Linked DNA regions of Homo sapiens: region 1 is linked to region 2. Evidence: chromatin loops called from intact Hi-C (ENCODE). Cell type or tissue: endothelial cell of umbilical vein. All regions are shown on one strand. Links, peaks and the distances in the headings refer to the core of each region. The heading gives the core; the rest is flanking DNA. Region 1 holds the start of SLC22A15 (solute carrier family 22 member 15). Region 2 overlaps VANGL1 (VANGL planar cell polarity protein 1).

What was found. Hi-C counts contacts between places; a loop is a spot of excess contacts. Peaks named below come from ENCODE experiments on the same cell type or tissue, not always from the same donor. Only the 100,000 strongest peaks of a DNase experiment are listed, where the experiment ranks them.
Region 1: a loop joins it to region 2, with 3 times the contacts of the local background. A loop is called at or near these places in 1 of 110 quality-filtered maps.

Annotation. Positions count from the first base shown.
Region 1 is chr1:115,971,802-115,988,536 of GRCh38, reverse strand. It overlaps SLC22A15 (solute carrier family 22 member 15), which reads right to left and starts at 12,024. Exons shown (of 12, transcript NM_018420.3): 1 at 11,823-12,024. The coding sequence starts at 11,909. It overlaps LOC101928977 (a long non-coding RNA gene), which reads left to right and starts at 11,261. Exons shown (of 5, transcript NR_125970.1): 1 at 11,261-11,440. RefSeq lists silencers at 1-18, 11,638-11,887, 11,948-12,177. In endothelial cell of umbilical vein, for the core only: a CTCF peak has its summit at 6,948 (motif pointing right); no DNase peak of the experiment used is centred there.
Region 2 is chr1:115,642,704-115,659,438 of GRCh38, reverse strand. It overlaps VANGL1 (VANGL planar cell polarity protein 1), which reads right to left. Exons shown (of 8, transcript NM_138959.3): 2 at 7,955-8,162. The coding sequence starts at 8,025. Among named protein-coding and RNA genes, the nearest start is that of VANGL1, 9.1 kb to the right of the region's middle. RefSeq lists an enhancer at 8,097-8,391. In endothelial cell of umbilical vein, for the core only: no CTCF peak of the experiment used is centred there; DNase peaks (open chromatin) are centred at 9,238 and 10,318.

The DNA.
Region 1 (16,735 bases), core at 5,742-8,241, 330 kb before region 2:
AAATAGATCCTCTATTCTGCAGTCACTTACACAAGGGTCATATGGTCATAGAAAGTCAAAGATGGCTTAGCATTAACTAGCCATGGGGAAGAATCACCTACACATAGAATATGGGGGTGGTTCTCTTTGGTTTGCTATCTTTGGCTGTGACAAATTCACACAGCTCACATAGTATTCCTTTCCCCCCCAAAAAACAAAAATATTCGCTCGTTCTTCTCTCCACTGTTATCTACAACTACCATGCACACATTCACCCACATATTTTTGCCTAATAAAATTGCACCCATCAGCAGATGGGCCTTAAAGCCACAAACAGCAACCACTATCCATTGTCTACCAGAGTGGGAATAACAACATCTCAAATAAATCATTATCTTCTCTAGCTCTACCTCTAGGGAAGGAGAACAAGTGCCACAGATGGCTGGATTTTTTTCCCCCTTTCAATGTAATTATAATTAGAAAAATGACTAAAATGCACTAGGGGATTGAAATTTTTAAAGTTTCAAGAAGTGAAGGTTTTTAAAGTAATTTCATATTAACACCATTAAGAGCTCTTATAATACTTCTCAGGAAACCAAAAAAGTCTCCTATAAATTATCTCATCACAATACCTTGTGCTGTGAAGTCATGGTTCAGTACAATGTTTATTTTTTTAAGTAGGAAAAATGAGATACAGAACGATTAAGTAAATTGTTCAATGTTATATAAAACACTAATTGCAAAACCAGGATGAGAACGAGAACCACTTAACTTTGGGGCCAGAGCTTTTTTCGGAGAAAATAAAGGGAGGGGAGGAATCAAAGATTATTTTATTGTTGCCATTACCTTTAGTTTTTTTATGCATTTAGTACTCAGTTACCTAATTGACTCAATCAAAAGCATTACATAAGCAAGACCATAATCATGAAGACAGGATTATATGCCCAGTGTCCAGCACAAAGTGGGTATTCAATAAATATTTGTTGGTTGACTTACTAATACTAGCTATTTTTTTTTGTGTAAAATTTGAGACACACTAACACACCCGGAGTAACTGGTGCCTCTAAATACTGTTTCTTCCTCATTTTAATCTATCTACATTGGCTGGACTCATGCCAGTAATCCCAGCACTTTGGGAGGCCGAGGCAGGCAGATCACAAGGTCAGGAGATCGAGACCATCCTGGCTAACACAGAGAAACCCCATCTCTAATAAAAATACAAAAATTAGCTGGGCGTGGTGGCAGGCGCCTGTAGTCCCAGCTGCTGGGGAGGCTGAGGCAGGAGAATGGCGTGAACCCGGGAGGCGGAGCTTGCAGTGAGCCGAGATTGCGCCACTGCACTCCAGCCTGGGTGACAGAGCAAGACTCCGTCTCAAAAAAAAAAAAAAAAAAATCTATCTACATTATGACACCAGATCAATCTCCCTGAAACTCCTCATGAAACTCTTCCAGTCAAAACGTATTAATGGATAAATGATAAGTTTTCTAGCATTCCAGATCCTCCACCACATGGTCCAGGTGCTAACTAATCTGCATTCAAGCTTCCTCTACCAGCCTATTCAATTCCCCTAACATGACTTATTCACTGTGTGGTGTGAAAGCAGTGGAATCTGTTATCCAAGTCTGAACCTCAGCTCTAATTAAACCTTGAGCAAATCCAAACCTCTCTGTTTCGTTTTCTTCCAGTTAAGACCAGACGCTAATGGTACATCTTTATCCAAGTCATTAATATCATATTAACCCATCTTCAGTGTCAAGTGGGATTCCTCCATAGTCAACAGTGAATTGCATAGCACTGTACAAATAGCATATATTAGTGCTTCCCAAATTTAATGTGACTCCCTAAGTCTGGGGTGGGGGTAAGAGTCTGCATTTCCAATAAGCTGCAACAACCAACAACCATACTCTGTGTAGCAAGGGCATAAGTTATTCCCTCTTCCACACTTATTCCAGTTTTATGTTTTTCTACCTGAAATGACCTTCCCATTTCTCCCTAAATCCAAGCTTCAAAGTTCAGCTCAAGCTCAGATATCTCTCTGACGGCTTCAACAAATCACTCTAGACCACACCGTCTCCCTTCTTAATTTCCAAAGCATTAGTTGGCTGTATTATTTACGGGGGAAATATTGCTTTGTATCATTATATAATGTGTAGATAATAGTTCAACTCTAATTTTCAATGATTTGTCACCTCCTGAAGGAAAGAAACCCTAATTTATACTGCTATTTCCCTCTAAAGAACCCAACACACTGCTATATACATAAAAGTCTATCTCATATATATATCAAATATGTATAGTCTATCAAATACATTTTTTAACTAACTCCTTGCATAATGGTATAACCAAAAAAAAAGATGAAAAAAAAACTAGTAACTCTGTTAGCTAATTTTTGCTCCAATCACTAATTAAGACTAGGCCAGGTGTGGTGGCTCATGCCTATAATCCCAGCATTTTAGGGAGCCAAGGCAGGAGGATCACTTGAGTCCAGGAGTTCAAGACCAGCCTGGGCAACATAGTGAGACTCCACCTCGATTTAAAAATAAATTTAAAAAAAATTCTGAACAAAGTATTTAATCGCATCTGTTTCTCTCTCTTTTTTTTTTTTTTTTTTGAGATGGAGTCTCGCTCTGTCACGCAGGCTGGAGTACAGTGGCGCGATCTCAGCTCACTGTAACCTCTGCCTCCCGGGTTCAAGCAATTCTCTGCCTCAGCCTCCCGAGTAGCTGGGATTACAGGCACCCGCCACCACACCCAGCTAATTTTTGTATTTTTAGTAGAGACAGGGTTTCACCATCTTGGCCAGGCTGGTCTTGAACTCCTGACATTGTGATCCACCTGTCTCGGCCTGCCAAAGTGCTGGGATTACAGGCATGAGCCACCGCGCCCGGCCTTCTCTCTCTTTTTCAAGTAAAATGGTAACACCACCAGCTGACCATCCCTTCTTCTTCAATGGTTTAATTTTAAAAAAAAAACAAAATTGTAACAAGCACCAAAACTTTGCAACACATTATATTATGCACCTCAGATGATAAAATGGATAAAAAGTAGTCTTTTCCTTCAAGGCACATGCATTCAAATGAGGACAACAAACAGTCATATGTCATGCATCACTCAACAACTGGGAAACGTTCTGAGAAATGTGTCCTTAGGCGAGTCCATCATTGTGCAAACGTCAGAGTGCACTTACACAAACCTAGATCTATAACCTCCCATACACCTAGGCTATATGGCATAGCCTATTCCTCCTAGGCTACAAATCTGTAAGGCATGTTACTATACTGAATATTGTTGGTAACTACAACACAATGGTGAGTATCTGTATTTCTAAACATACCTAACATAGAAAATATACAATAAAAGATTTTTTAAATGGTACACCTGTAAAGGACACTTACCATGAACGGAGCCTGCGGGACTGGAAGTTGCCCTGCGTGAGTCACTGAATGAGGAGTGAATGGATGTGAAGGCCTAGGACACTACAGTAGACTTTGTAAACAATGTACAGTTAGGCTAAATTTATTTTTTTAATTATTTCTCCAATAATAATTAAACTTACTGTAGCTTTTCTACTTTTTAAACTTAAAATGTTTTAACTCTTTGACTCTTTTGTAGTAACAGAGCTAAAAACACAAACACATTATATAGCTGTACAAAAATATTTTCTTTCTTTATATCCTTATTCTATAAGCTTTTTTCTATTTTTAAAAATTTTTTGAACTTATTTGTTAAAACCTAAGACACACACACATTAGCCTAGACCTACACAGAGTCAGGATCAATACCACTGTCTCTGCCTCCACATCTTGTCCCAATGGAAGGTCTTCAGGAAAACAACATCCTGAAGACATGGAACCCTCATCTCCTATCACACCATGCCTTCTTCTGGACTGTCTCCCGAAGAATCTGCCTGAGGCTGGTTTACAGTTAACTTTTTTTTGCAAGTAGAAGGAGTACACTCTAAAATAACAATTAAAAATATAGCACAGGAAATACTAGGCAATAGGAATTTTTCAGCTCCATTATGATCTTATGGGCCCAGTGTCGCATATGTGATTATTGACAGAAACATTGTTATGTGGGGCATGACTGTATATCCAAAGCTGTAAATACAAGGTGGATTGTGATGAATGCTATATTAGCCATACTGGGAATGAAGTTCATGAGAGCACAAAGAATGGAGATGTGAATTCCACCTAGGAGAATCAGGAAAAGGTTGTTAATATGATACTTGAGCAGGTAGTAAAGGCTGCTAAGGAGTTAATGAAAACAAAACTCAGGAAAAGAAATTATTTGGTAAAGCAATAGCCCAATCAGAGTCAGGAAAGTAAAGAATATATCTTTACATAACTGGGAAGAATTATATGGCTAGCTCAGCTTTTCCCTAACTTCAGTCATCTGAGTACCCCTTGCTAGTTTTCACATGCCCATTTTCTGTCTGCTAGTATTTACTCAATAGTCTTCTTTAAAATCAATTCAAATGTTTTAATTTTAGTAAATTAACATAAAATAGAATTTTATATCAATTCAGACATCACTTGGCAGGTGGAACTACAAAAATATGCACAATGTTAGAATGCCAAGTGTTAGCTAGTATGTTTTTATTTAAGGTGGGCCACAGGAGACATTTTCAGGCTAGATTTGGGAGAGGGGTGAAAGTGAAAGAGCAGCTGTTTTTGCATTTTATGCCCAGGTTGGGGCAGGTGCCTTAGTGCCTCACATAGCTTACCACTTATGTGCTGGTCCACCTCATTGGCGTGGCACAGTCACGAGGCTGCAACCACTCCACCTTCCCATGGATCCTCCTTCAGCTGCTCTGACTCCTTGCCCAGGTACATGTTTAATTCTATGATGAAAGGCAGCCACTTCATCAAGGTTGGAGGCAGGGAGAATGACACAGATTCCAGTCACTTCTGATGGGCTCCAGATCATATCTTCCCTTCTCGACTGCCTGTCCTGCAGACTTCAAGCTCCAACATCACACACGAAGACAACAGCCTTACAGGGCCTGCTGAACGAGCTCCCGCAACAGTATACAGTCAAATCTCCATAATGAATGATGCATCGATTATACATATATAATCTTACATAAACACACATACACACACATGTGCGCGTGCACACACACACACACATCTCCATCCTAGGGGTCCTGCTTCTCCAGTAGAACTATGACTGACACAACATTAAACAAATAAGGCAAAATATCTGCATTTATTAAATCTGGAAGCAAGTACATGTGCGTTTGTCATATTACTCTCTGTATTTTTCCATCAGAAATGTCTCATAATTTTAAAAGAAGTTTTAAAAGAAAATGAATAAATACAATAAAACAGAATAATATTAAGTTCCAACTAGATAATGTTTTCTACTGAAGCTCCTCTAATTCTTTCATGCTAGCTCATTCCCTTTGTTAAAACAGAAATATTTGGAAATGTTTTTAGAAGTGCTAACACCAAATGAGACTTTCTCCTTAGATAAACACAACTAAAGAAGGCTCCAGAAGGGCATAACTCTATCACTTATTAAGAGTTAATGCTATTTAATACAATTTCCATATATCTACCATGCAGGCTATTCTGCAGAGAATGCAGAAAGAGATAGGATTAGAAATAACTGATGGATTACATAGAATCAAAAACAAAAGTGAAAAGATATCCCTAGCAAGAGGGCAGAAACATGTCTTCCTCTTGGACATGTTCCCTAACAGAGAAGGTATTTAAGATAGGTGAGGATGAAAAAAACTTTTGAAGTAAAAGGAAACGATGTTTAGAAAATTTACACCAGCTAACCTCTATTTTATCCATGAAGTTGGGACAAAAAGCATCTAGGTAGAACTATATGAATGGAATCAGGAGAAGTCTGGGCTTGAGAAGACTGATAAACAATCAACTGGCAAGAAGTAAAGGTCAGAACAGAAGAAAGAACCAATACCATGGGCTGCGTGGGTTTGTGAACTTGAAAAAGAGGAAGCATAACATATGCAACACAAGAGAACTGAATAGCAAATTATACTATGGCCATATATTGAAATACCATGCTACAGCCACTAAAAAATATGTAGTTGTTCCTTTACATGCATAGCAACGCATTCACAACATTGCTGAGAGACAAAATGCAGTTATGATACACATTTCTGCAAAAAAGATGGATATACAATATTTATATAATAAAGAGTCTGGAAGGCTATACACCAAAATGTGAGCATGCTTTACTTTAGGGTGGTAGAATCACTAGTGATTTGTATTAATTTCTATATTTTCTCTTTTTTCTACAATCACCATATGCCATTTGTTGAGTACTATATGATGTCCCATGAAGGCAGATATCAATTTGCATGAGTGTTTGGTCAAAGAAGTCAGAGAGGAGAGTCCCGAGCTGTGTGCATCTTTGGATTTGAGAGTCTTTTTCTTCTAAGGCAACCTCTAATTGTGGTTATGAACCAAGCTGGTATTCTGAAACCTAGGGTCAACACTGCCCCAAGGCCAATTAATTGTTGGGCATTGGGAAACTCTGAGAAATCCTAAACTTGCAAAACAAATTAAACTTTCGTGATCCAGCCATTTCCAAGTGCACAGTAGAGACTGATGGGTCATTTGCCTAATAACAATTGCCTAATAATGCCATCTTGCAGCAGAGTAGCACAACATTCAAGCCTAGTGTTCTTTCTGCCATATTCACATTGCCTGTCCTCGTGACTTTAATGACTATTTTTGTGCTATCTTGGAAGATAATACCTTCACTGTCAAGGCACAAGTCAAACAGCCAGGGATGGCCTTGGAAGGCATTCGGCTGGGGGTTTGGGTGCTGCAGAGGTATCAGTCTAGTTGCTTTCCATGGAATGTCCTAATTCTTGAGACATCCAGGCTCAAAGGAGCTCCTTAACCCTTCTGGAGGCCTCCTGTATCTCTACAGCCTCCCTGGAGGAAAATCTGTCTAATAGATCAACAACTTTATCTGCTTTACACTAGGGGGCAGTGTCTGTCTATGGACAACAACAGTTTTCCTGAGGGTGTGGGGGCCAGTGTGGGTTTGGTTTCTTTGACCAAACCACTGTGTTTGTCTCTTTGCCCCACCCACCTAAACTGGTGAAAGGCAAAAGTTCCCAGATCACCATAAACCCTCAGGAGACCCAACCTCCAGGCCACTGTGTGAGGGCTAATTGAAATAAAATTTGACAGTAGGAGCTGCATAAAACTTGCTCAAACTGACAGAGAGCCCTGGTAAATGGCCACATGTTTTGGACTCATGAAAGGGTCTTAGTAAGACCATAGGTTCTCATCATGGCTGAAGCCTCAGTGATGGTGAGAACATCCTGGGGATGACAGTTAGTCTTTTATAACTGAACAAGAGCTTCACTAATGCTTATGGTGTGAACTTCATCACTTGCTTATGCCAGGGAGGTTAGAAGAACCAGCTATGATCTCAGCCATATCTCATCAGACCTAAGAATTTCCTGTGGAGGGACATGGTGCCACGTATAAGCAGATAGGGAAGGTAAGCTGTGATAGCATTCTACATGAAGTTTAACAAAACAGGCTGAATAAAACTCACTCTACCCCACCCTCCTGTGTTTAAAGGACCACAATTCACAGCCATAATTGATCAAAGGAATATTGATTTTTAAAAAAGAATGAACCATTATTCTCATACAGCAAACTATAGTATTCTCTCTTAGATATGCATATCTTCTTCCCTTTACCATCTTTTCACTTAAAAATATTTAATATGGAAAAGCAAAAAATAAGATTCATGAAACTACTATCACAATTAACAAATGATAACAGATGCAATCTCCTTTGTACCCTCCCCTAAGCCCACCCCTTCCCTTCCTTCCCAAGAGGCAACCAATCTCATGAATTGGGTGTGGATCTTTCTACTCCATGTTCTTATATTTCTATACTGTTTATATATATTTATGAAACAAATATAGCATTGGTTTGTGTGTTTTTAAAATTTGTATTAAGAATATGTGTCACATAGTATACACTGTTCTGCTTTTTTTTCACTTAACATTGTGTTTTAGAAATTCCTCCATATAGTCATATATAGATCTAGTTCATTTATTTCAGACGTTGTATTCTATTAAATTTATACCACATCTTATCCAGTCTTGTTTTGAAAGTCAGGTGGTTCTAACTTTTGTTATAATAGACAGTGTTGCAGTAAACATCTTACACATATCTCCCTATGCACGTGCTCAAGGGACAATGTGGGATGTGTACCTAGGAGTTCAATGCTAGGTTTTAATTCTACTAGATGGTGCCAAATTGTTCTCTAAATGGGGTATAGTTTCTATTTATCATTTCATCACACTTGTACTGTTAGATTGTTTAATGTTTGCTAATATAGCAAGTGTGAAATGGTATTTCATATCCATTTTAATATGCCTGTCCCAGATGACCACTGAAGTTAAAACATCTTTTCGTGTGTTGACTATTACAGTTTCCTCTTCTGCAATCATTCTACTTTCTAAAATGCTGAGAAAAGCTATTTATTGCATGGATAATATTAATGCACTGGTCATTCCAGGATCTAAAAAATAAGGTTATTAAGTATATATATATACTTAATATATATATAAAAATAATGCATTCCTGAACACCAGAATCTAAGATGAGATTCATAGCACAGCATCACAATTTTGCTGGTGAATGCTTGTTATAGATTACATGTTCCTGATAGTAAATGGGGGCTTTAAATTCTGTGCAAATTATAATATAATGTACGATTCATGATTTTGAGGAAAATGACAAAGCAGGAGCCTCTGGCTTAGAACAAAGAAGTAACGTCCATTTTCATTGCATGTCTAAAGGAATCAAGAAACAATGAATTGTATTCCAACCCTCCTCCTCCAGAGAGCCTAGACAACAAGCAAACACATACACAAACACAAAATAGTGACGATGGCAGCAACTCGGAATCACCATCAGAAGAGAAACAGTAATATGCTAAATAGAATTATTCCTATTTAAATATCGCAGATAGCTCTGATCCTAGGGAGAGCAAGTACATTTTGATGGTAAGAATGTTTCTAACTGTAAAGCTTATTGTTTATTCATAAGTCAACCATTTTTACATAGGCAATCTTTTTCCCTTCACTTTTTGTTTATGTACATTAATACCACATATCACCATTTTCAGGGCATTTGCATCTTACGCTGAGGAAAAATCTGCAAAATCTGCATCTGTTCTTTAGTTATCTCAAAGTTGAATGCTATTGAGATTCCAAAAATTGTGTTTGCAAGGAGTATGAGGGCAAGTCTCCTAGCCAAAGGAAACTGGATAGTGAAGTAACTTTTGATGATCTACATGATGGTACCAATAATTCAAGAAAACAGTTAACCAAAAACCCTTTAGAATTGGCTTTGCTATGTGGTTTTGTCCTCTTAGTTTGAACATAGATGTGTTTGGGGTAAAGGGAAAATCATTTTTAAAAATAATAATAATGGTCCCAGAAGAAGGAAAATGTTAAAAGGCCTGTAAAATTTCCACCTCTGTCCTTCTGGTTTTGTGCCTCTCAGCTGGGGTTAATCATTATCAAATCGCAGATGGGGAGAAGGCTCCCACTGAAGCAGAGGCTCCCTCTCTCTGGCCTTGTTGCTGTGTTGTTGGTCTGCCCCTTCCTTGGGCAATGGTACGAAAACTCCTTTGATTTTAAAAGCAGAAAAACCCCCTTTCATTTAAGGCAACTGTGTAAAAAGGGCTTCTTACTCTGCTGGGGGAAGCAAAACCTCATCCCCAAGAATGATGAAATCACCTGTGATACAACTGAGCAATGGGACTCCACAGTACTCCCACTCCACAGACCAGCTGCCGTAATACAAAACATCTCCAACAACAGACTTGGTAGAGAGGTCTTTGGGGATATCCACTCTCATACCCAGGGTAGCTCTGGGTGGCTCTACAACCCCCTGGATCATGTATCTCAATGGGGTAACTGAGTCCTTAAAAACACGTAGCATGTGAAGGATTCACTTTTGCCTAGGCTGGCATCTCCTCCACTGGTATAAGCACAGCTACAGGGCATCTTCCCACCCACATCTATAAGATAAACAATCAGTCACTCATCCCCAACACTCTAAGACCTGGTCCTTGTACCGCAAATACTGACCATAAATCATCCAAGGTTTAGTGAACGGTCATAGGCATGGGCTTGGAACTTTTTGATAGCAAACTCTAACTAACTGGGTCAACCATAAATAAAAGTAAGTTAGAGAAACTTAACAGGTCCTAAACCGAGAACACTGGCCTTTTTAGAACCTCACTCTACTGAAGACAAACTTACTCCAAGTTAGTGGATACTTGGCTAGGCAAATAAGAAAATGATAACAGGAAGTGAAGGGTAGGGATAGAGGGATGGGGAGCTGGGATTGTTCAAGAAAGGATGTATGTTCCTGGAATTCATGGCTGGAACAGAAAAAAAGGGTTTTCTCAAAGAAACTGTTATAAATAAAGATCAGGCATCATGGTTGCAATTCTTCTTTCTCGGTATTAAATACTCTTATCATTTAGCTTGAACGTTTTTTCTCCCTGGGGAAAGCTTGTTTAAAGCTAAAACAACGAGCTTAAAAGAACTTCAGAATACCACATATTCGTGAGCTGAGAACTGTTCGGCTAGAAAAAGAACTGACTCCATCATTTGAACCGTTTCTGGCTGATGATGAAATCAACTGAACTTCCAAACATTTTAATCAATAAGTCAACCCCTACCTTCCCCCATCTTCCTGTTGAGCCACTGTCTTATGCAAGCTTTAAGCAACTTGTGGACTGGTGGCTATATCCATGACCACTCTGTACTTCCTGCAGAATAACTATCATCACATGCTAACTAAATTACTTAACTGTCTGCCTGCCCCACCCGCAGCCACTGGAATGCAAGCTCCTGAGGGCAGTCAATGATTTGTCCACCATGGCATCCCTATGTTCAGCACATCCTAGCCCGTATTAAACCTGATGACTGAAGGAAAGAGTAAAATGGCTGGCTCACAGCAAATACTAAGAAAGGATTTGTGAATGAAATGCCTCTGGCATATTGAGAGAAGCGACTAATGTCAAATGAGCCATTTAAGTTGGTGAAGGACTAATCCTTGCCTGGCGCAGTTAATCTGTAGTGACCTTTCGCATATGGAATCGATATTTTGAGGCTGGGGTGTACAAGTAGGTTCTGAGAATTCTTTATAATGAAGAAGTGATTCCATTTGATAACCACACATGGTAGATGGCACTATTCGGCTCACGGGAGTCTCAGCCCAAGGCTGGCGCAGGGCCGAATGAGCCAGCAGAACTTAAACCAGAGGGAAATAAATCCTATGCTTTGAAAGCCCCTAGAAGAGTAAGCCCCCTCAAGCCCAGGAAAAGAGGCAGAGGACACCCGGCGCAGAGGGAGGCGATCCTAGACACAACCTTTTGTCTGCAGATTATCAAGACTGTGTCCTAGATTCCAAGGTGACAGTGCCACAGGTAGGGTAACAATTCCCTTCATATTTGCAGCGTGTTATAGGCAACAGCGTAGGGCAGGTAACACAATTTTGCATCCCTCCTTAACCAGCATAGCGGCTGAGAAACCTCCCCCAACACGCTCCTTCCACCACTCAAGGTGGCGGGGTGGAGGGCCCAGCAGAACCCAAGAGGCTCTGAGGCCGGCCGGCGACCTTGACGCTGCCGGCCGGGCCCAGGCCACCGCGCGGCGCCTCGCCCCTGCCCCACCCCGACGCTCGCCACACCTCGGTGTTTGCAGAGCCTCGGCCTCGGCCCCGGCCCCGGCGGTCTGGGAGCGGACGCCTAGCCCTGCGCCGGGCGGCCCTGAAGAGGGAAATGCGGCTGCGGGGCCGCGGGGACTTACCTGCAGCAGCACGGCCAGCAGGAAGCACAAGTACATCTGGTAGATGCCCATCTCCCCCACCGCCTGGAACGCCTCCTCCACCTCCATGGCGGGCCGCGCGCAGGAACCCCGCCACCCCACCGCCCTCTCAGGCGCTGCCCTCCCGCCCAGCGCGGCAACCCCTGGGCGCCCGGCACCGGCTTGGACCCGCCGGGGCGGGGATGGAAGCGCTGGCGGCGGGGCCGGGGCGGGCCGGGCCGGGGCGGGGCGCCTGCGCGGGCGGCGGGGCTGTCAGGCTCGAGAGGTGGACGCCGGGCGGGGAGCGGGGAGCGCAGCCGGGCTACGCGGGGCGAGGGGCGAGGAGGGCGTTCGAGATCCGGGGCTGGATGCCCTGGACCCGGGCCTCTGGACTTCCTGTTTAAAAAAAAAATGGTGTTTTGGTGTACGTTTTGTTTTGAGAGGGACCGCTGTCTGCGCCTTAAAGTGAGGAAAGAGGAAGTGGGCCGGGCTGAGGGCCTGAGAAGAAACATCGGGACCGCGTCCGCGTGTGACCCAGGGCTCTGCCTACAGGGGACCCGCAGCTGGCGGGCGGCCTGGCGGCTCTCAGCAATGCCTGTCGTTTTGCCCAAACCAGTTTAATGCGGGGGCTTGGGGAGCCCTAGAGCCTTCAGAGAAAAGTGCTGTCTGTGCAGCATTTCTTTCCAGTCCTATTCTGTGCTAGCCATGGGTTAAGTACACTGGTAGGCAAGCAAATTCTTGTAAAACCGTCGGATACATTTGCTTATAGAAGTATGCACGAGGTACAAAGGAAGTGCAAAAGACGAAGGGGCAGGATGTGATGGCTGCCAAGGTATTTAAAGGATAAACGGCAGTTTGTCAGGTGGAAATTAAAAAAAAAAAGCGTGGCAGGGCCAAGGGACGCTGGACACCTGCGTTAGTCCCCTCATGCCTCCACCTCCTAACCTCATTTGCCTTTTTGTTTATTATGTGTTGTCTTTTTAACAGCTGCATAGTATTCCATTGTCTAGACCATGACTTCTAGTTTAACATTGAATAGAAATGGCGACCAGCTAGTGTCCTTGACCTGCCAGTATCCTTCTTATGCTTCCAAAATTTTCCGTTAATTGTGATGTCTGTTGCAGCGTATTGGTAGCTAGGCTTTACTGGTCAGCTGCTTTCTTTTTTTAGCAATTAAATGAATGCTCACTGTAATTGAATTTATCAGTGGGTTGGAAACTGTAAACTCTATAAACTCTTAAGATTTTTTTCTCTCTCTTACTTAAGGAAACGTTTTCTGTATAAGTACTATTAATAGTTTAAAAAGTTTCCTTCTTTGGCTGTTTCCTACGAATCCTCATTATTAATAAATGCTGAAGTTTAATAAGTGCTTTTTGCATTTATTGACATGATCCTATTGTTTTTCTTCTTGAATCTGATAATCGGGTACATTATGGTAATAGTTTTTTTGATATTGAACTTTACTGGAATAAATCCTATTAATACTTGCTCACGATATTGCTATTTATTGCCAAATTTAATTTGCTAGTGTTTTGTCTAGGGACTTTACATCTGTGACTAGCGAACTAGGCCTATAATTTTCTTTTCTTCCTGATGCTTATGTCTAGATTTGGCAGTAAGATTTTATAGTGCTTTCATAACATGAGTGTGAGTGTTTGGTAAAACTCTCCTGCAACCATCTAGACTTAGCTTGTTTTGCAGGGGGAGCCTCTTTATTACAGATTTATAGATAATGGGTAAAGATAAATAGGTGTGTATAACTAGATATATTCGTATGTCTTTGCATTTCTTCTTGAACCACTTTTTTTCTAGAAATGTTTCTATTTTATCTAGTTTAGAAATTGTTTTTGGAATAAACTAGTTCATATTGTTTTCTTGGGATTTTTAAAAATAAGGGTCTAACTGTTTATGTCCCATTTTTCATTCTGAATAGTGTTCATCTTTATTGTTCCAATCTTATCAGTCTTGCCAGAGGTTTGTCTACTTTATTATTTTTTAAAAAGTTTTGTGAATTTTTTTATTTCATTGATTATATGAATTCTTTCCTTTTTTTTTTTTTACTTTTGTTACTTTGTAATTCTTTTACTAGCCACATGACTTGAAGTTTAGCTTCTTTGCTTTTAATATTTCTTTTTGAAGAATAATTATGTGTGGCTGGGCTCAGTGGCTCACGCCTGTAATCCCAGCACTTTGGGAGGCCAAAGCTGGTGGATCACCTGAGGTTAGGAGTTCAAGTCCAGCCTGGCAAACATGGTGAAACTCCGTCTCTACTAAAAATACAAAAATTAGCCGGACGTGGTGGCACAGGCCTATAGTCCCAGCTACTCAGGAGGCTGAGGCAGGAGAATCACTTGAACCTGGGAGAAGGAGGTTGCAGTGAGCTGAGATTGTGCCATTACACTCCAACCTGGGCAACAGAGCAAGACTCTGTCTCAGAAATAAATAAATAAATAAAATAATTATATTTAAGGTTGTACTTACCTTTCTATAGGACTTTGCTCCATCCGACAAGTTTTGTCATGTGGTACTTTTGTTGTCTTTACTTTTAAATATTTCATGACATTGTCATTTCTTCTTTAACCAATGAGCTATTTTTAGTGCATTTTTTGTTTCCAATTAAAGGTTGCTATTTTTTTTACCATCTTTTTAGTGTTGTTTATAATTTATATGCTTTGTAGACAGAGATTATATTAAATCTTGGAAATTGTTTTAATTTTTTGTGACCTAATATGTGATTTTTCTCTTTTTATTCTTTTTTTTTTTTTTTTGACAGTATCTTTCTCTGTCACCCAGGCTGCAGTGCAGTGGCTTGATCACATCTCACTGCAGCCTTAATCTCCCCAGCTCAGGTGATCCTTCCACCTCAGCCTCCCAGGTAGGTAGAACTATAGGCAGACACCACCATGGCTCATTTTTATTTTTTGTAGAAATGGGGTTTTGCCATGTTGCACAAGTTGATCTCAAACTCCTGACCTCAAGTGATCCACCCGCCTCAGCCTCTCAGAGTGCTGGGATTACAGGTGTAAGTCACCATGCCCAGCCCGTAGCCTTTTTTTTTTTTCAATGTTCCACGTGTATTGAAATAACATATATTCTCCACTTGTTGTGTGCAAGATTCTCTAACTATTAATCAAACTTGTTGATCTAATTTTATTTAAGTAGTCTATATTATTACTTAATTTTTCTGTGCTGAATGTATCAGTTTTTAATATATCAAAATTTTCCAAAATTAATATCATTTTTGAGTTTATCAAGTTCTCTTTTTGTCTCTGTGTGCTCATAAAGGTACTAGTTGAATCTTTTTTATCGTGATGAAATAGCTCTTTTTAGTGCTTTTGGTCTTTTTTACTTTGTCTCATATCAATATTGTTGCATCACCTTTTCTGTTGTTTGTATTTTCCTTGTAATCTTTTTATTCTTATATAGTCTTTTTATGTTCATCCTGTAAGTTTCTTTCTGCTTAAGGCATATGTCTTAGTCTATTTTGGCTCCTATAACAAAATACCTTAGACTGGGTAATTCATAAACAACAGAAATTTATTGCTCACAGTTCTGGAGGCTGGGCAGTCTAAAATCAAGGCACCGGTAGATTTGGTGTCTGATGAAGGACTGCTTTCTGCTTCAAAGATGTCACCTTCTTGTCGCATCTTTACAGTAGGAGGACAAGAGAGCTCTCCAGAGTCTTTTATGGGAGCATTAATCCCATTCATGAGGATGGAGCCCTCATGATTTAATCACTTCTCAAGGGCCCTACTTTTTAATACTATCACATTTGGTATTAGGTTCCAACACTAATTTAGGGGGACACTGCTGTCATTTGAATGTTTCCCCTCCAAAATTCAGATGTTCTCAATGCAAGAGTATTGGGAGGTGTGCAGTGACCCTAGCCAGTGAGAAGTGAAGTGGGGACTGCTGCTAGCAAAGCAACCAGACAGGGTTTCCCTGTTGGGTTTTAGACTTACTTAGGACCTGTTACCCCTTTCTTCTTTCCTATTTCTCCCTTTTGGAATAGCAGTGTCTATCCTATGCCTGTACACTATTGTTTTGATAGCACATAACTTGTTTGATTTCACAAGTTTACAGCTGGGGAGGAATTTGCCTCAGGATGAACCATGCATTGGTTCCCATATCTCTGGACTTTAGACTTTATAAAGTTGATGCTGGAATGAGCTAAGATTTTAGGGGCTATTGACATGAAATAAATGTATTTTTGTGTGAGAAGGACATGAATTTGGGTGAGGGGGCAGGGGCAGAATGCTATGGTTTGAATATGTTTCCCTCCAGAATTCAGACATTTCCAATGCAACAGTATTGGGAAGTGTGGCCTTTGGGAAGTAAATTACTCATGAGGGTTCTGCCCTCATAAATGGGATTAGGTGCCCTTATAAAATGGCATGACAAGGGAATTTGTCCCGTTTGCCCTTCCACCTTCTGCCATGTGAGGATATAATGTTCCTCCTCTTTGGACAGTGCAGCCCTCACCAGACAACAAACCTGCTAGCACCTTAATCTTAGGCTTCCCAGCCTCTAGAACTGTAATAAACAAATTTATTTTCTTTATAAATGACCAAGTCAGTGATATTCGGTCAGAGTAGCACAGATAGACTAAGACAGACACTAACATTCAGACCATAGCAGCATGTTTATGAAAGGAGGACTTCTTTTTTCCATCCAGGTTGATAGTGTCTATCTTTTATTTATTTTATTTATTTATTTTTATTTTATTTATTTATTTATTTAATTTATTTATTTATTTATTTATTTATTTATTTATTTTTTGAGACCGAGTCTCACTCTGTCACCAGGCTGGAGTGCAGTGGCACGATCTCGGCTTACTGCAACCTCCAACTCCCTGGTTCAAGTGATTCTCCTGCCTCAGCCTCCTGAGTAGCTGGAATTACTGGCACACGCCACCA
Region 2 (16,735 bases), core at 8,166-10,665:
ATTTTCTTTCTGCCATCCCAAGACCCAAAACAAAGACTGTCACTCTTCCTCTATCATCAGTGATATTTTCTCAAAGCCTAAAATTGTAATTTTAGGATTTTTGTAGCTAGTTACACTTTATTGTAATAATTAGTGATTTGATTTGGTTATAATTTGCCTTAACCAGTTTTCTAGGGCTTTTAAAATTGGGACAACACTGTAGAATAAGCTTTTTTCTACAAAAAAATATCTATTTTTTTGTAGAATATCCAAAAAAATCTGGGACACATTGTCACCCTTCACCTTTGGACAACAGAAGAAAGGAAATTCAAAGTCAGTACAAAGAATTGTTTACTTCTCATTCTTACAGGTTCAAAACTAAGTCATTCCCATAGGTTCTAGTTGAACTTGAAGACACCCATAGAAACAAACAAGCTAGGAAAAAAGGCCAAAGACACCAAGAGGGGTGGAGGGTGTGTGGGTGGATGTGTGTGTGTTTGTGTGTGTGTGTGTGTGTACATGGGGAGGGTTTCAGACCTCCTGAGGAAAGCAGGCTGCTGCATCATTTTACCCCACAGGAACTTCCTGGGTGGTCTTCCAGCGTGATTGTAAGAACCCTGCCTGGGGGTCACTCATGAAATTCCAAAATGAACCAATCACTGGCCAAGCCAAGGTCACAACCTGGGCAATAACCACTTATGGGAACTGGCACTCCCCCTCCAGCTGCCAACAGGAAACCCAGAATCCCCCACCTAAGGAGTCCCTCAAGGGTCAGTGAGTTCCCTCAGCCTCCTGCCCCCACAGCCACCTTGACATCAGCCCTCCTTCCTACAACCACTTGCCGTCATTCCCAAGGTCTCCCAGGCAGGACAGAAGCAGATTTTGGAGACAAACAGATCTTGGATCTGCCCTACCAGATGTGTGATCTTGCACAAGTTATTCAATCTCTGAAAACCTTGGTTTCTTTATGTATGAAATGGTGACAATGACAACACCACATAATGTAAGTAGTGCTCAGTACAAGGATGTGGAGTAAGTGCTAATGCACAGTGGCTATGATTGCTATTACTATTAGCCAGTGTCAAAGAATGGTGTCTTGACTTAGTGATGCAGAGTGTGTATAACCTTGGAGAAAGAGATGTAAATAGAACTATTAACACACAACATATCTTCTGTTAACCTACTACTTAGCTTAAGAAAACGTAGATTTCTTGTCAAACTTCGACCTTATCATTACCTCCCTGGGATAAGCATTGGCTGATTCCTTCATAGAGCCAGGAGGCTCCCATGGCCAAGGGAATCTTTCAGTGACAACAATTCTATTCCTACAGCATAACTTATAATCACACTCTATTGCTGATACAGTTCAGATAGTTGTCCCTACCCAAATCTCATGCTCAATTGTAATCCCCAGTGCTGGAGGTGGGGCCTGGTGAGAGGTGTCTGGATCATGGGGACAGACCCCTCATGGCTTGGTGCTATCTTCACGATAGTGAGTGAGTTCTTGGGAGATCTGGTTGTTTAAAAGTGTGTGGCGCCTCCTCTCCCAACTGTCTCTCTTGCTCCCGCTTTCACCATGTGATGTGCCTGCTACTGCTTCACTTTCTGCCATGACTGTAAGCTTCCTGAGGCCTCTCTAGAAGCCAAGTAGATGTCAGTACCATGCTTCCTGTAAAGCCTGCAGGACCGTGAGCCAGTTAAACCTCATTTCTTTATGAAGGTGTCAGGTATTTCTTTATGGCAATGCAAGAAGAGACTAATACAACTGCAAAGTTAGATTCTAAAAACAGAGGTGTTCTGGTCAACTCAGGTGTTTTGTTTTAACAAGGCAGCTAGGGAAACAGCCAAATAAGCAGAAAATTTGGTTGTTTACCCAGAGACGCATCTAACAATGCCAATTACCTCACATCCTACCCCAATTTATAGAACACTTTGCTGAATGCCTCACTATAATATTTCATTTAATCCTAATAATAATCCTATGAAGGCAGTATCATTGTCTTCATTCTACAGACAAGGAAACTGAGGCTCACAGAGTTCAAGTTACTTCTCAAGCTAGTATTATAGTCAGTGGCAGACCTGAATTCAGGTCTGTTGCCACCACTTCTATTCACACCTACTATGGTGCACCGTGTTGAAGAGCAATTGGAAGATTTCATGGCATAAATATTCTTAAAGCTCATTCTCACACCCTTATACTTGAAAACTATTAGAGCTATGAAATATGCCTTGAAGCTATTGCTAGGAATCACAATTGGACCGTGACCTTAGATAGCACAAAGCTGTGTGCCCAACACTCTGGGCTGTCAAATACAATCACTTCAAAAGGCACCCACTGTGAGAAACTATAAACAATTTGGGAGAGACTTCCCACGTTGTTAGGTCAGTTTCTGAACTAACCTCAGAATAGTCTAGAACTGCTGCTCCACCAGCCCTGCCATCGGCCAGATGGACAATGCCCCTCTTCTATCTTAATCCGTTTCCATTTTCCCCAGCTACTCTCACATTTATCACTCTCTCGGCCACCAGCCAAGTCACATGCTCACCTAACCCATCTATCTATTCACTAGTCCCATGGGTCAAATCTTGTGACAGCACAAATTCCACTGGAAATCAAAATTCTTTCACTGAGTGCCAATTCCCGGAGCCTGAACCCTACCAGGGCAGAAAGCAGGTGGGGAGCCACCCAGGGGTGGAAACAGCCTCTGTTGCCAGCCAGGGTTGCCATCACCAGCCCTCCCAGCCTGGCTCTTAAAAGGCCCAGGAGCACCCAAATGTGAAACAACCAACAATTCCCCTGATAACATCGGAGGGAAACCAGAGAAGAATCTGTTATCTGATAACCCAAGCAAGGTTTCTCATCCTCCAGAGCCCAAAACCCTAACCAGTGTGTCTTAAACTTTAAAAACCTCTTAAACTTAAAAAACTGCACAGAAAAACTATCCTAGGTATGGACTCAAGTGCAGATTTGTTGGCCCCACTCTCAAATAATTTTCTGGAAGGGAGACAACAGAAATCAAAATTTTTCCCAGCATCCCAGGTGACTGCAGGTGGTAAAGGAAACTTGCCCCAAGATTCTCTTCCCCAAATGCTCCTAGGAGGAGGTTGCTGAGTGACTGCTTGGAAGTTTGCTTCTTTGTGAAATGCCCTGTATATAGCAGGGGCTTGATAATGGGAGCCATGAGTGTAATGCTCAGCTGCACAATGTTATAATACACAGCACCGCTTTATTAAAATAGTATGAAGTGGATGAAGTTGGGAGAAAAGCTCAGGACAGTGTGCAGTCATGACTGAGGGATACCGAGCCAAGAACCTTCCACCCACTGTCAAGTGAGAGATGAAGGTGAGGCACTTCCTGTCAGCTCAGCACTAGCACTGCGCCAGGTACTGGTCATGCTACCAAGGGAGCAGGACCTGCCATATGGCTTTTATTAGAAAACAATTATTAGAAAATTAGAATAACTTTATCAGAAATCCACTGGTCCCGAATTACTGCTCTAAGAAGGTCTCTGAGCCAAGTCAGGACTTCATAGTGACACTCTGCAAAAATCCTGGCATTCAGTGCCTTCCAGTCTGCAGAACTGCGGGTCACAGTGTGGCCACCTCACTGTAATATGTACTCAAATGCTCATCCCTGTAGTTCCAGATGCCACAACTCCAGGGAAAACCTATGGCTGCCAAGTGCTGTCTGGGAGAGGGTTCCCCAATGATGAAGACAATCTGTTCACGGCATCTAAGAGTATGGAAATGGGAGACCAGGAGAGTAAACAGACTGCCAAGCCACAGGGAGAGGTGTTACAAACACATGTATACATGTGTGTTTTTCCAACTCTGCCTCAGTGGTCTGGATCACCTCTGTGCCTTTGCTGGGTGGCTGTGTCAGCTACGAGAGTTTTTCTTCGTATCTTTATCTCTGAATTTGTCTCCACGCAACATCTGCCTGTATGAGTAAAGATAAGTATATCTGTGCGTGTTGTGTGAGGGGCAGGAAGAGCAAGTGGTGGCATGCAGGCAGCCCGGGCATGTGTCTGCACCACACGTGTGTGAGCAAATGCATCTGTTTAGGTGGTTCTAGAGCTAAGCCCTTGGGGGTTGCTGTCACCCTCCTCGTTCCAGCTAGAACCCCTGTAATTCTCACTGTTCTCACTTACAGTCAGCATTTCCTGGGAAGATTATTTAGTCCTGTTTCTGTTGTTTGCCTATTTCTATTTGGGGAAAGCTGGCCCCACCGGTTACTCCTCCCTTTCCTTCTCTCCCACAACCCACGACCCGTCCTTTCTCTCTGCTGGCTGCTGGGGCCCGGCTGGCTGCTTCCTCTTGGCTATGGCTGGGGTAGGAGCGCTGGGCGCAGGACACACAGACTCTGAAGCAGCCTTGAAACAAAAGCACCAATTCCTCACTGCCCCGGCGGCCCTCTTTTTGTGCATTTTAGCACATCAATCACATGAGTCACCCTTCGTTTCCCTTTCCTAAAGTAGCATTTCTCTTCTAAAGAAACAAGGTTGGCCCAAAATCTGCTGAGGGCACCTACTAACTTTGTAATTTTAGGCAAATAACACTGCCCTCTGTGCCTCGATTTCATCACCCGTAAAATGGGGCTATGACCTCCCGCCATTCTAGGACTGCTGTGAGAATAGGAGACAATGGCTATGAGGGAGGGGCCTAGCAGACACCCCCAAAGCAGTTAACATAACTGGCAGCTGCTCTGTTTAAATTAGGGAACTTGTGCTCCAAACCCAACTTCAAATAAGGATGAGAAACAGAAGGAGCTCGGGGCAGGTGCTGCTGGACGGGGCCTGTGGTGACATGGCAGAGCCCAGCTCCTGAGACAGTCACAAACCCTCTGGCCATAAGAATTGAATCACACATTTCAGCTGGTGGGTAAACTGATCAGATTTAGTTATGAAATACCAGAAACAGCTGTTTTAAAATACCAATTTTTTTTTTTTTTTTTTTTTTTTAGCCCTACCAATTCCCTTGTCAATACCAGGCTTCCCTCATCCACACCACAATGACAAAAGTTAGGCGGGGTCAGCAGGAGTCCACACCATTCTCCCAGCAAGTTAACTGGACACCCTCTGGAGACTGCAGGCATCGCAAAACCAGGCCACTGACCTCTTTGTTAGAAAACAGTCACTTGTCATCTGCTTGGAACCTGGCCAGTCTTCTAAGATGATCATGGTGTCATCAGGCATATCAAGTTTGGTGCATTTCATTATTCCTCCCTGAGTTGGACTCTGACTAAAATTACCAAAGAGCATGGTCCCCCTCCAACCCCAACCCGCCTCCTACCCTTCCATTCAAGTTCCCAACAAACCTCTGAGCAGGGCAGCCTTCACAGGAACACTCCTTGGACAAAATACCCTTAGCTGGGCCTGGGGCCTGCTCTCATGCCTGTGGGGGGCAACCCTACTGCTTAACATCCTTTAGGCCCCAGCAAAGTACACCACAGCCCGTGCTCTCTAGGGATGGTGCCTCTCACCCCACAGTTGCTGTGCCCTATGCTGCAGTCAGTTGGAGAATCCACCACCCGTAGGTGGTAGTGGTGTTTTTTAAAGAACCCATGGAGTGCACCTACAAATCTCTAAGGTTCATCTCCTCTCTCAGAGCTTTTCTCAGAGTAGATATCCAGGAACATTTTTTGAATAATTGATTAAAAGACTCAGCTTGTATTAACATTTGCCAAGTACTTTCTATATGGGTCCAAGAATGCATTAAAAATTCTGCGTGTTGTTTTAATTGGAAGTTACAGTCTCTTAAAGTTACTACAAGGGCATTGGAATATCAATTTCTGGAGGCCCCAAGAGGCCTAAGGAAATAGCAGAGCGTAGCAATGGGCCCCGAAGCGTGAAAGTCAGAACTCGAGTGTAGACAAAAGAGCCCAGAGATGGTTCCCACAAAGGATACTGCAAAGCCAACCTGCTTTGTTCATCCCCAAGCACCCAGGGAATCCCAAATTCCTACTTCTGTCATTGTGGTGTGGATGAGGGAAGCCTGGTATTGACAAGGGAATTGGTAGTGCTAAACAAAATTGGTATTTTAAAACAGCTGTTTCTGGTATTTCATAACTAAATCTGGTAAGTTTACCCACCAGCTGAAATGTGTGATTCAATTCTTATGGCCAGAGGGTTTGTGACTGTCTCAGGAGCTGGGCTCTGCCATGTCACCACAGGCCCCGTCCAGCAGCACCTGCCCCGAGCTCCTTCTGTTTCTCATCCTTATTTGAAAGCCTTACCTGGACTCCAGCACAAGCTCGCTGACATGTTTTCCCCAAATTTTGATAAGAGCAATACATAAAAATTTAGAAAACAATTAAAGTTAAAAAGAAAATACGACCATAATCCTACACTCAGAGACAGGCATAGTCACTATGTGAATACTCATCATATGTCTATGTAACTATCACAGCATACAACATTTTGAATCCTGTTTCTTTTAACATGGTCTCATGAACGTTTCCTCAAGTCATCAAACATCTTTGAGAACCTATCCTTATACTATATTCCATTCATTTCTAAAAATTACAAAATATACACTTGTAAAAAAAATTGAACAAGTACAAAAAGATAAATGAAAATTTCCATCATTCTCCAGCTTCTGCCGAGCCTCCCCCTATGGATGACCACTCCTGGCAGCTTGGGAGGTCACCCTCCCAAACCTCTTTCTACGTTAGTAATCCAGATGGGCTTGTAAATAATTAGATATATGTAGCTCACTGCTGTTTTACAGAACAAAATCTCACTCTGCATTCGGCTGCTTGTATGGGGAAGAGCGCAGTCAGGGAAAAACCACTACAATCACTATTCCCAAGCCAGTGCAGAGCTGGGCATTTGGGCTGGGGCCAGTTGATACCTTGGAACATAGTGCTGAAATGCCAAGGCCATTACAGCATTACTTTAGCCACTGTTGACTGACCTCCAGCCTGTACTGTGTTACATGCTTCACATGCATAATCTCATTTAATCCTCTCAACAGCCCTGTAGGAGAGGACTGCTGTACCCATTTTACAGATGACAAGGCTAAGTAAACAGCAGCACTGCAATTTCACCAAGTACAATTCTAACTGGTACAGTGCCACCTATCTGTTCACTGATTTCTTTATTCATTCATTTGCTCTTCTACTTAACAAACATTCTACAGGTCAGTAACACAGCAGGCCCTAAGAATACCAGTGCACACCTGCTAATTTTGCAGAGAAGGGGAAGTTTGACCAATATCACTCAGGACAGTGTTTTCAAAACCCAAACTTGTTCACCTGAAGATTAGTCAAAAAGAATAAGGTGCCAGGACAATCCTACCAGTTCACTAAATAAGCCTCATGACAAAGGCATAATGGACAATGAGTCAACAACTTCAGGTGAAAAGCAACAAGCAATGAACACTTTTTAAATCTTCCATTTACATTCTTCATAAAGCTTTCAGGAGAGCCGATACCTATAAGAAATACCTAGAAACCGAGGCGGGCGGATCACAAGGTCAGATCGAGACCATCCTGGCCAACAAGGTGAAACCCCGTCTCTACTAAAAATACAAAAATTAGCCAGGCGTGGTGGTGGGCGCCTGTAGTCTCAGCTACTCGGGAGGCTGAGGCAGGAGAGTGGCGTGAACCCACAAGGCGGAGCTTGCAGTGAGCCGAGATGGCACCACTGCATTCCAGCCTGGGTGACAGAACGAGACTCCGTCTCAAAAAAAAAAAAAGAAATACCTAGAAATGAAAAACATTTCCACTGCAGGAAGAAACTTTAATTTAAAACCAATTGTGAGAAACTAAAGTCATCAACTCTAATGGTGGCTATAAAATGTAAACTGGTGACGTAGTTACTCCCAAGAATGTTAAATGCTCTTAAAGCTCAGCTTCTCATGCACCAACCGACCAAATGTCCAGCGCTGAGTCACTGAAAAGTGAGTGTAGAGAACCCCACCAACCTGTAGGTTTCCCCAAAAGGAAAAGTGTAATAATGAACAACTTACATACCCTTGTCTGTGAGATTTTTTCGAATGACTTGAATAGTAAGAATATCCAGAATAAGTGGATTCGGTATCCATAGCAATGGAGGGCTTGCGCTTGAGGAAGGAGCAGGTACTGTTTCTCCTTAGAGGTAGAAAATTTCACCTACCAGACTCCTAAAACCTCAAGGAGTCTGGAAATTAGAAGAGGAGCCACTCTTCAACAGGAACAAATTCTGGGAAAGAGGGGGAAAAAAAAAGACATTAATCTTCAGAGCCAACCTTAATGGGGCTGAAAGATAAATGACAAAGCCACACCTCCTCTCTGGGGTCTCTATCATGGAACAAGCGAGTGAGGGTGAAGCAACTGAACTGTAAATGCTCCACCCATGCAGCAACCAGTTTTCCCAGGTGTCTGGGAGGGAGACAGGATAGGCGCTGAGCAAGCTGAACCCCTACCACAGCAGCAGGAAAATGGGAGGCACTTGTCCACGTCCTCAGGATGACCTGACCCCTGCTCACTGGCTTTAGGAGGTGGCTTTCCACATCTGCGACCCTCCACACAATGCCCAGCCCCCCACTGCCAGTTTGCTGGTTAAAAAAACAATACCCAGCGAAGTTGCTTTTAAGGGATTTGGTCATAATTTCCAAAAGTCAATTAAAAAAAAAAAAGATCTTCAATCTTTTTGATCTAGGATCCGAATTTCTGGGAATTTATCTGAGGGAACTGATTTCTTTTTTAAAGAAAAATTATTGTGGTCTCATTGTCTATAAATAATAAAATGCTAGAAACAATCTGAATGCCCCCAGAATACAGGAATAGGTAAGGAAAACATGGTTCATCCACCAGAAAAGTATCACATATGTTTAAAATGATCATTATAAAGAATAGAAACTCTTATAATGATGAATTTTAAAAGCAGGATACAGTATTGTTGATACACAGTGAACCAACATTACAGTTACAATTGTATAAAATTGCTTATGTAAGGACAAAGATTTTTAAAAGGAGACACAGAAAATGAAAGCAGGCAATTTATTATTTGCAGGCTCCTGGGTCTTCTCCCACATTTTCATTAGATATTGCTTTGCAATAAAAATAAATTGGAAACATTTCCAAGTACATTCCTGAGCTCCCACATGCTAAAATTTTTACTTCTAGAAAACCGAGATCCACAAGTTCTGTCTCTTTCTGCACCCCTCACCCCAGAGCTAGTCTCAGCTCAACAGGGTTCCTTCTTCCAGCCGCTGGAAGCTGAAACTGCAAACACAGCCAGTGAGATAAGTGTGAAGAAAAAACAAAGGAGCTGTAAATGCCATACCCTAACCCTCCTGGGAGGAGGCCAAGTTTCCCTGACCCCAGCAACAACACATAAGTCTGGAGGGAATCAGGTCAGCACAAATTGCCATACACCACCAATACAGCCCCCACAGCCTCTAATCCCAGTTAGGGTGTATTTACCCTTACCATTCATTCTTCCTGGGAGTCAGGTACGATCACTTCCAAGGTCTGCCACCCAGGGCCAGCCTCCTTTGTCCCTGATGCCCTGACTTACCATTTCACTTCTCCTCTGCCATCAGGAGCCCAAGGCTAGCCCTGGGGAAACCTGAGTTCTAGTCTGAGCCCAGCCACTGTTTAGTACAACCTGGGATAAGCCACTTGCTTTCTTATGCCTCAGTTTCCTCATCTGTTAAACAGGGTAAACCAACCAGCCACCGACCTCACAGGTAGATCTGAAAATATAAGCAGACACAGTTTCCAAAGGTGGGTTCCAATCTCGGGTTTTACTCACTTATTAGCTATCAGGCCCCAGTCAAAATTAGTAAACCTCTTTGAACATGTAACTGTAAAATGCAAATATCAGGGTTGCCGTGAAGACCAAATGAGCTAACAACTATGAAGGCACCCAGCGCGAGCTCCAGATGTGCTAGGTAAACGAAAGTCACTGTCTATCAGCACTCTCTTTGCGGGTTCCGAAATGCTTGTTCCTCTGTCTTTTTAATGAGAGAAATGCTTGGAAAGAAGCAGAGCAGAGTCTCTGTGCCGGCCTTCCTGCCACAAGGCTCACCTGCAGTCAGACAGAACGGAGCACACATCTCAGTCCGCTGCCTACTAACTAGCTGTACACCTGGGCAAAGCAGTTTCTCCTTGGAGCCTCAGAGACTTCCCAATCCATAAAAAGGAAGCAAGGCAGCCTATTATGGTGGGGGTTTGTGGGGGGAGGTAGCTGTAAAGATTAAATGTGAAAACACAGCAGGCCTTTTTTAAATGCTAAGTTTTGCTCCTGGACTTACCCTACTTTCCTAGAAGACTTCAAGGGCTGAGTCATCTTTTTTTCTGCCTACTGTCTCCACCATTTTCACTAGCAATTTCAATCAGCTTTCAACACCTCAGTCTCACTTCCTTTCTGCCCTGGGCTTTGCTGTTTTCTCACCTGCTTCATAACAGGCAGACGTCAACATTAGGATGTGCTTCGAAGATCTCCAGCCCTGAGTGAACTGAGATCCTCCCTGAAAGCCCCTCACCCAGCCTCTGCTGATCTGCAGATTCAAATGTCCAGTTCCCTGGCCCAGAACACCGATTTCCCACTCTCTTCTAGATTCATAATTAACCCTTCACAACTCCTACACTCTGCCTTGCAACCCATAACTCTGGATTCCCCATTCCATCCCAACTTCCAGCTACTTTTTGCTAAATGCTGCTGGAGTGTCTCAGAGGCAGGTGGCCCAGGCCCCGCAGATGTGGGCAGATCCAGCTTGGTGCTTCCTAGCTGTGACATCAGGGGGCAAATGTTTGCCTCTCTGAGCTTATCCAACCCTGCCCCATAAAAATGAGGTCATTTAATACTCTCTCTTCCCAGGGTTCTTGTGAGGATTAAATGAAACTGCAAAGGTAAAGTCTCTGGCACATGGTAACCCAAGTTTTATTCCCTTCCCCCTCTGCCAGAGGACTTCATTCCTTGTCCTCATTGAAAACTTGTGGCCATTCATTAAGACAACTCCAGGCTTGTCCCTCAAAGGAAACCATGGGTCCCAACTGCCCTCCAGGGAAAGGCTTTATCTAACTCTACCAACCACCCTAGTCTGGTTTCCCTCCCATGGTTCCTTCCTGTACTTACCAAAGGAGTGGTCTATACATGCTGTCACTCCCTCCTTCTCCACTTTCAGTCCAAATCTCCATCCACAACACTCCACTGAAACAACTCAAAGTTGGCCAAGGATTGCTATGAGCCAAGTAACATCCTTGTCCTCCTCCCCCAGTGCTTTTTATTTCATTTATTAGTCCATCCACCTCCATATTAAGTGGCACCTACAAGACCATGCTAGGCAATGCTAGGGCACAGCAATGACAAAGGCATGCTGCCTGCCCTAGCAGAGTTTCTCTGCAGCTGGCTAGCCTCCAATTTGATGCCGCTTATGTTACTACTTCTCCTCTAACACTCCCTCTCCTCTCCCCTCATCACGTTATCCCTTGACATTCAAAACTCTTCTCAGTCTTCTCCATCCACAGATTTCCTATGGCAGAAGCTCCTTGAACACAGCAACTACGTCTTACCTCCACCCAGGATATTTTGAACATAGCAGGTACCCAACAAATACTTACTGAAAGACTAAATCCCAAGTGCACATTTCCTACTGAGATTCCTCTTGCTCCCCTTGGGAATACCATCATCCCTCTCATAGGTGCTCTCCAGTATCCTGTCCTGTTCTTCCCAATTCCTCAGCTAAAGCAATACCCTCATCCTAAGGATCTAACCCTGTGCCACCTTCAACACCCTCTCTGATCCTCCCTTCACTCTACTGATTCACAGCCACCCACTTCCTCCAGGCTCCACCTACACAGGGCTAGACCACTACAAAGCCTCCAGGTGTCCTCACCAGCCTATACACAGCTCAGGCCCCTTCTAAGTCATACCGTTTCTAATAGTTACCAACTCTTATCCTATCCAAGATCTGAGTGAGGACTAAGAGGATGCAATAAGAGGCAAACTAATAAAATCCGAAGTGAACTTATTTTAAAAGAGTCTGAGCCAAGGTAAGAACTTCAACAGACTTAATGGAAAAGGATATCCTGAAGCTTACCACTGCAATGATATATCTATGAGATAGTTCCCTTGCATACACAAGAAATTAACCAAACTCATGATAAGGTCAGAAGGAATCCCTTATCAGAAAAGACAATAAAGCAATGAAAAGGAATCAGGTTCCCAGGGTAATACACTGATAGGCTGTCACAGCAGCATGAATAGGACAGTCATATAAAGGTGGGAATATGGCTCCTAGAACCTGGAACTGTCTATCATACTGACCCCTGACATGACTCATATTGTGTTTGGCCCAGGCTGGGCAGCAGCCAGAGTGACCTTTTAAATTACAATGCAGACGTCACTTCCCTGTTTAAAACCTTTCCGTGGTGTCCCACTGCACTTTAAATAAAATACAAAAATCTTTCATTTGGTATGCAATGTCCTGCCCGACGCTCTAGCTCCCTCCTCCTTCTCTAGCCCCAGCTCCTTTAAGGTAGAGTCTTAGGGCTTTGGCAGAGCCCAGTATATCTGTTGGTACTCACCCTTTACATGCCCTGTTTTGCCAAATTCCTACTCATCACTCCTTAATTTAAATACTGCTCCTTTCAAGAGGCCTTTCCTGATCCTTCAATCTCAGTCAGGCTCTTCTCTAGTACCCTGTACTCTTCCTTTCTATCCAACTTCCAGTGATACATTTGTTTGTGTGATCACTTATTGTCTAGTTTCTTCACAGGCTGTAAGCTCCATGAGGGCAGAGGCACTTTCATGACTGCCTGTCTTTCCAGCTCCTAGGACATTATGGGTACCCTATAAATGTCTGCTGAATGAAGGGTTTTGTGGCAGATCTTAGGACATGAGGCCATAGATTCATTGTGGAAGAAACTTTAGAAATTATCTATTTTAAATCCTTAGTTTTAGAGGTGGCAAAAAAAAAGATGCAGATATTAGATAGAGGCGTGATACCAGAACTATCAAAAAAAAAAAAAAAAAAGCTATACTACTGGCTCGCATGGCAGTCCCACTCAGGGGCAGAGTTCGTATGCCAGACACACTGAGTAAAAATCAGCAGCAGCCTCTTTCAGCCACTGCCCAAGAGCATCTTGCCTCACCGGTCACCCACCCCTTAAGAGTGTATTGCTTGGCACTGCTTGGGTAGGGGCTGGAGGCAAATATTAGGACACGGCCAGGCTCATTGAACCACATTGCATGCAGGCAAGGTCAACAATGGGAGATAGGTGCACAGAGTGCTTCTAAGTGGCAGTGTCCTAAATTCTGGACTTCCTAGGCAAAAATGTCAGAAAGAACCTCCTTCACCACCCTTTATCAAAAGCAAAATGAAGATAATCAGCCTCAAACAGAATTCTCTCCTAAAGTCATGTTCACTCATATAAAAATCCTACTACTTAATATGAAAACACAGTGTTTAGCAAATCGTATGAAGGAAATAATATGTTATGATAATGACAGTGGTAAACATAAGCTAACCTTCGCAAAAAGGAAATTATAAAAACATCAACAGCTCTGCCTAGAGCTATTAAGTAATTAAGGGAGCTCTGGTTTGGAAAGTTACTTTGTAAGGGTTACAGAGACACGCACTGAATTTAAAGAGAGATTTTGCTTCCTATGCAGTAAGTAGATCTATTTCCAAGGAAAAGTGGTGTCTGGTACAACCATGCTTATATATGCTGTGTATATTATTCTGAATATTTGATTTTTACATAGAATTCTGCAGAGATTATGCTATTAATTATTATTTATATTATGTCTTGAAGCTAACATTCTTCTTAGGGGTACCCATTCTTAATTAAATGGCACTCAAGGGGAAAGTGACAATTGAAATAATTTTGTTTAGAGTCAACTATTCTTCTAGAGAGTAGCAATGAGCCCAAATTGTGGGTGAAGAGCATTCAAATCCTGGCTCTAGTACTTAGCTGTGTGACCTCAGAACAAGTTACTTAACTGCTCTCTGCCTCAGTTTCCCTAACTGTAACAACAGATTTTATTTTACTTATATTATAGATCTGTGGTAGGTATTAAATGAGATAATTCATAAAAATTATTAGAACAGTGCCTAGCACGTGGTAGGCACTCACAGCTGTCAACTACTACTAGTATTCACTAGAGTAAAATTCCTTCAGTTAGGAAGAACTGAAGGGGTTGTATGGCATATAACTTCTGTATCATTTTCACTGAACTTATACACATTTTTCTGGTCTCTGCTACCACCTTTAACTGCTACTATTAGCTATAGCTGAGTAACAAGTGATTTCTATTCTGTTTCTTACAGGCCTCTATTTACCATCCCCAGGTTGGAAGCAAATGTCAGAGAGACCAGAGGAAACCGTGTGTGTTTTAGTGGGTTTATTTGGAGGGGCATGGGCTGGAAAGGAGCGGGCAGAGATGCAGGGCAAATCTATAAAACATTTTGAACTTGTGGCCTATAAACCACCAAACATCATGCAGGTCACTGATGTGAGGATCTGCTGGGCTTATGGCATTTGTGACAAACCCAATGATTCTTTTATTACAACAGCTTATAAATGAATGATTCTGGGTCATTATTTACAAGGAAAGAAAATGTCAACTTTGTTTTACTTGTTTCGCCAATGATTTCAACTCACCTTGCCAGAATAACTTCTCTTGGCTCCAGTCATTAATTACCCCTGAAACACCTCCAGCAGCTGGGTACAGATTTCTGAAGAGGTGTGAATCGTTAACATGTCTGGAGTTATGTGATGTATATTTGCTTGCAAGTGACTCCCTTGTTCCCTGCCAGATATTTAAACTTCAGAAAAATAGATCTCATGAGTACTATCTCCTCTGTAAATCTGATGGTACAGAGTCTGATCACTGTTGTCCTGTAACTGGGATTCAGAAGGACACTGCTAGAGACAACAGCACACACATGTATCCTTGCATCAAACTTCAATACTGCTAACATCAAACCAATACTGCTAACACCAAACCAATATTGCTAACAGAAACATGGTCCAATCACAAGCCCACCTAATCTTTTCCATCTTAAGGAAAATAGAATAGCATGATGCCCAAATCACATGCCCTATACAGCGAGACCCTAACCAGCTAGCTGATTTTACAGAGATGATGGTAATAGTCTAACAGTTTCTAGTTGTCAAGTGTTTACTATGTGTTAGATGCTGTTTTAAGTCACTTACATGTAATATCTCACTTAATCCGCATAACAAGTGTTTAAGAAAAATAAGACATTAATATCATGTTAGTTAGGGAAACCAGACTGCCACAGGAGCCAGGGCTTAAACGTTGAGAGTCTAACTCCAGAACCTGTGTTCTTAGCTACAGAAAATTGACAGCACTGTAGCAATTACTAGAATTGTTTGTTTATATAGAGGAGTATAAGCAACAATCACAAATTGTCCCAAACCACATATAACCCCACTAAGAATTTTGCAATTTCAACTTCTACTCACAGGTTCAGTGTTCCAAGCATCGTGGGGCACTCAGGAGAAAAGAAATGGATCTAAAATAGTTCTAACTCCCAATGAGCTCACAGCCCCAATGTGGAGACCTCCAATTAAAACACAATGTGACAAGGGCCCATCCCACCAAAATAGCTGATAAGGCCTAGGGTAGCAAGCACAGTGTGTGTATATAAGTGTGTTAAGGGGATGATGAAGGGGAGGATGCCTTCTTCATTCAACACATTTATCCTTCAAACAAAGGGTGACATGGAATTGTTGCTTGGTAAAGAAACTTTAAATTTCCTTTATGGTTTTGTCCTGTTGCTTAATACATAAGACAATAAAAATGTACTGCTTGGCAAGCAGTCCTTACAAATATATCACTCTCAAAATTCTTCTCCCATTTTACTTACAAATTAAGTTGCAAGCAAGCCTCACTGCCAACATTGTTAATAGTGAAATTCCACACTGAGTGTTTTCACTAATTATACTGAGAGACATCAACGTTTGGGAATGTTTAATGCTCATGGATAGGTGAAGCGTGTTATTTCTTTGAACTGGAAAAAGAAACAGTTTCCTCCCACAAATCAAAGCCCCAACTATATCACATTGATTTAATTCAACCCTAAAAACTCTATAATTAGTGGTTACAGAAAATGGCTAATTACCTCTCCCTGTATTCAGACAATTTCTGCCATCTCACTTGCAGAGCCTGGGAGCTGTGTACTCAACCCACCCACTGACGGGAGAATGCTAATTAGCATTGTTGACTGGTGATACAAGTTATAATATTTTTCAGCAGCCCCGTAAAATTTATAAACATGTCAGTGAAAATGCCAGATTCTTTTACAGTTTGTTAGCTTTTGGACTAAGTGTCTAAGAATACATTCATTTCTAACCAAAGCCAGGTCAAGAGTTTTAACAAAATGCATGGGCCATCTACACAATCATCATCATAAGGCGCTCTAACACTTCCTAAGGAGAATCTAAGAGAGCTCACAACACCTTCGCAGCGTGGGCATTAGACCTGGTTTGGAGAAGTGAAAACTGAGCAACAGATTCCTCAGCTCCAAGTCTCATCTGCTCATCACACAGCAGCCAGGCCGCGGCTCCGCCCCACTGCTGCCGCCACCACGGACGCGTTTAAATTTTTATAAAGCTTCACACTTCTCTAGGCGCGATGCTTGGGGCAGTTCAAAGACTGCAGAAGGAAATGAGGTCCTGCCGGTGGCGAAGGCTGCCCCGGCGCGGTGAGATTTCCTCCAGCAGGGACACCTTGGGCAGAGACCCGCCAGGCGCCTCTGCTCCACCCCGGCGTTTTTGAAAGTAAACTCCTACCTG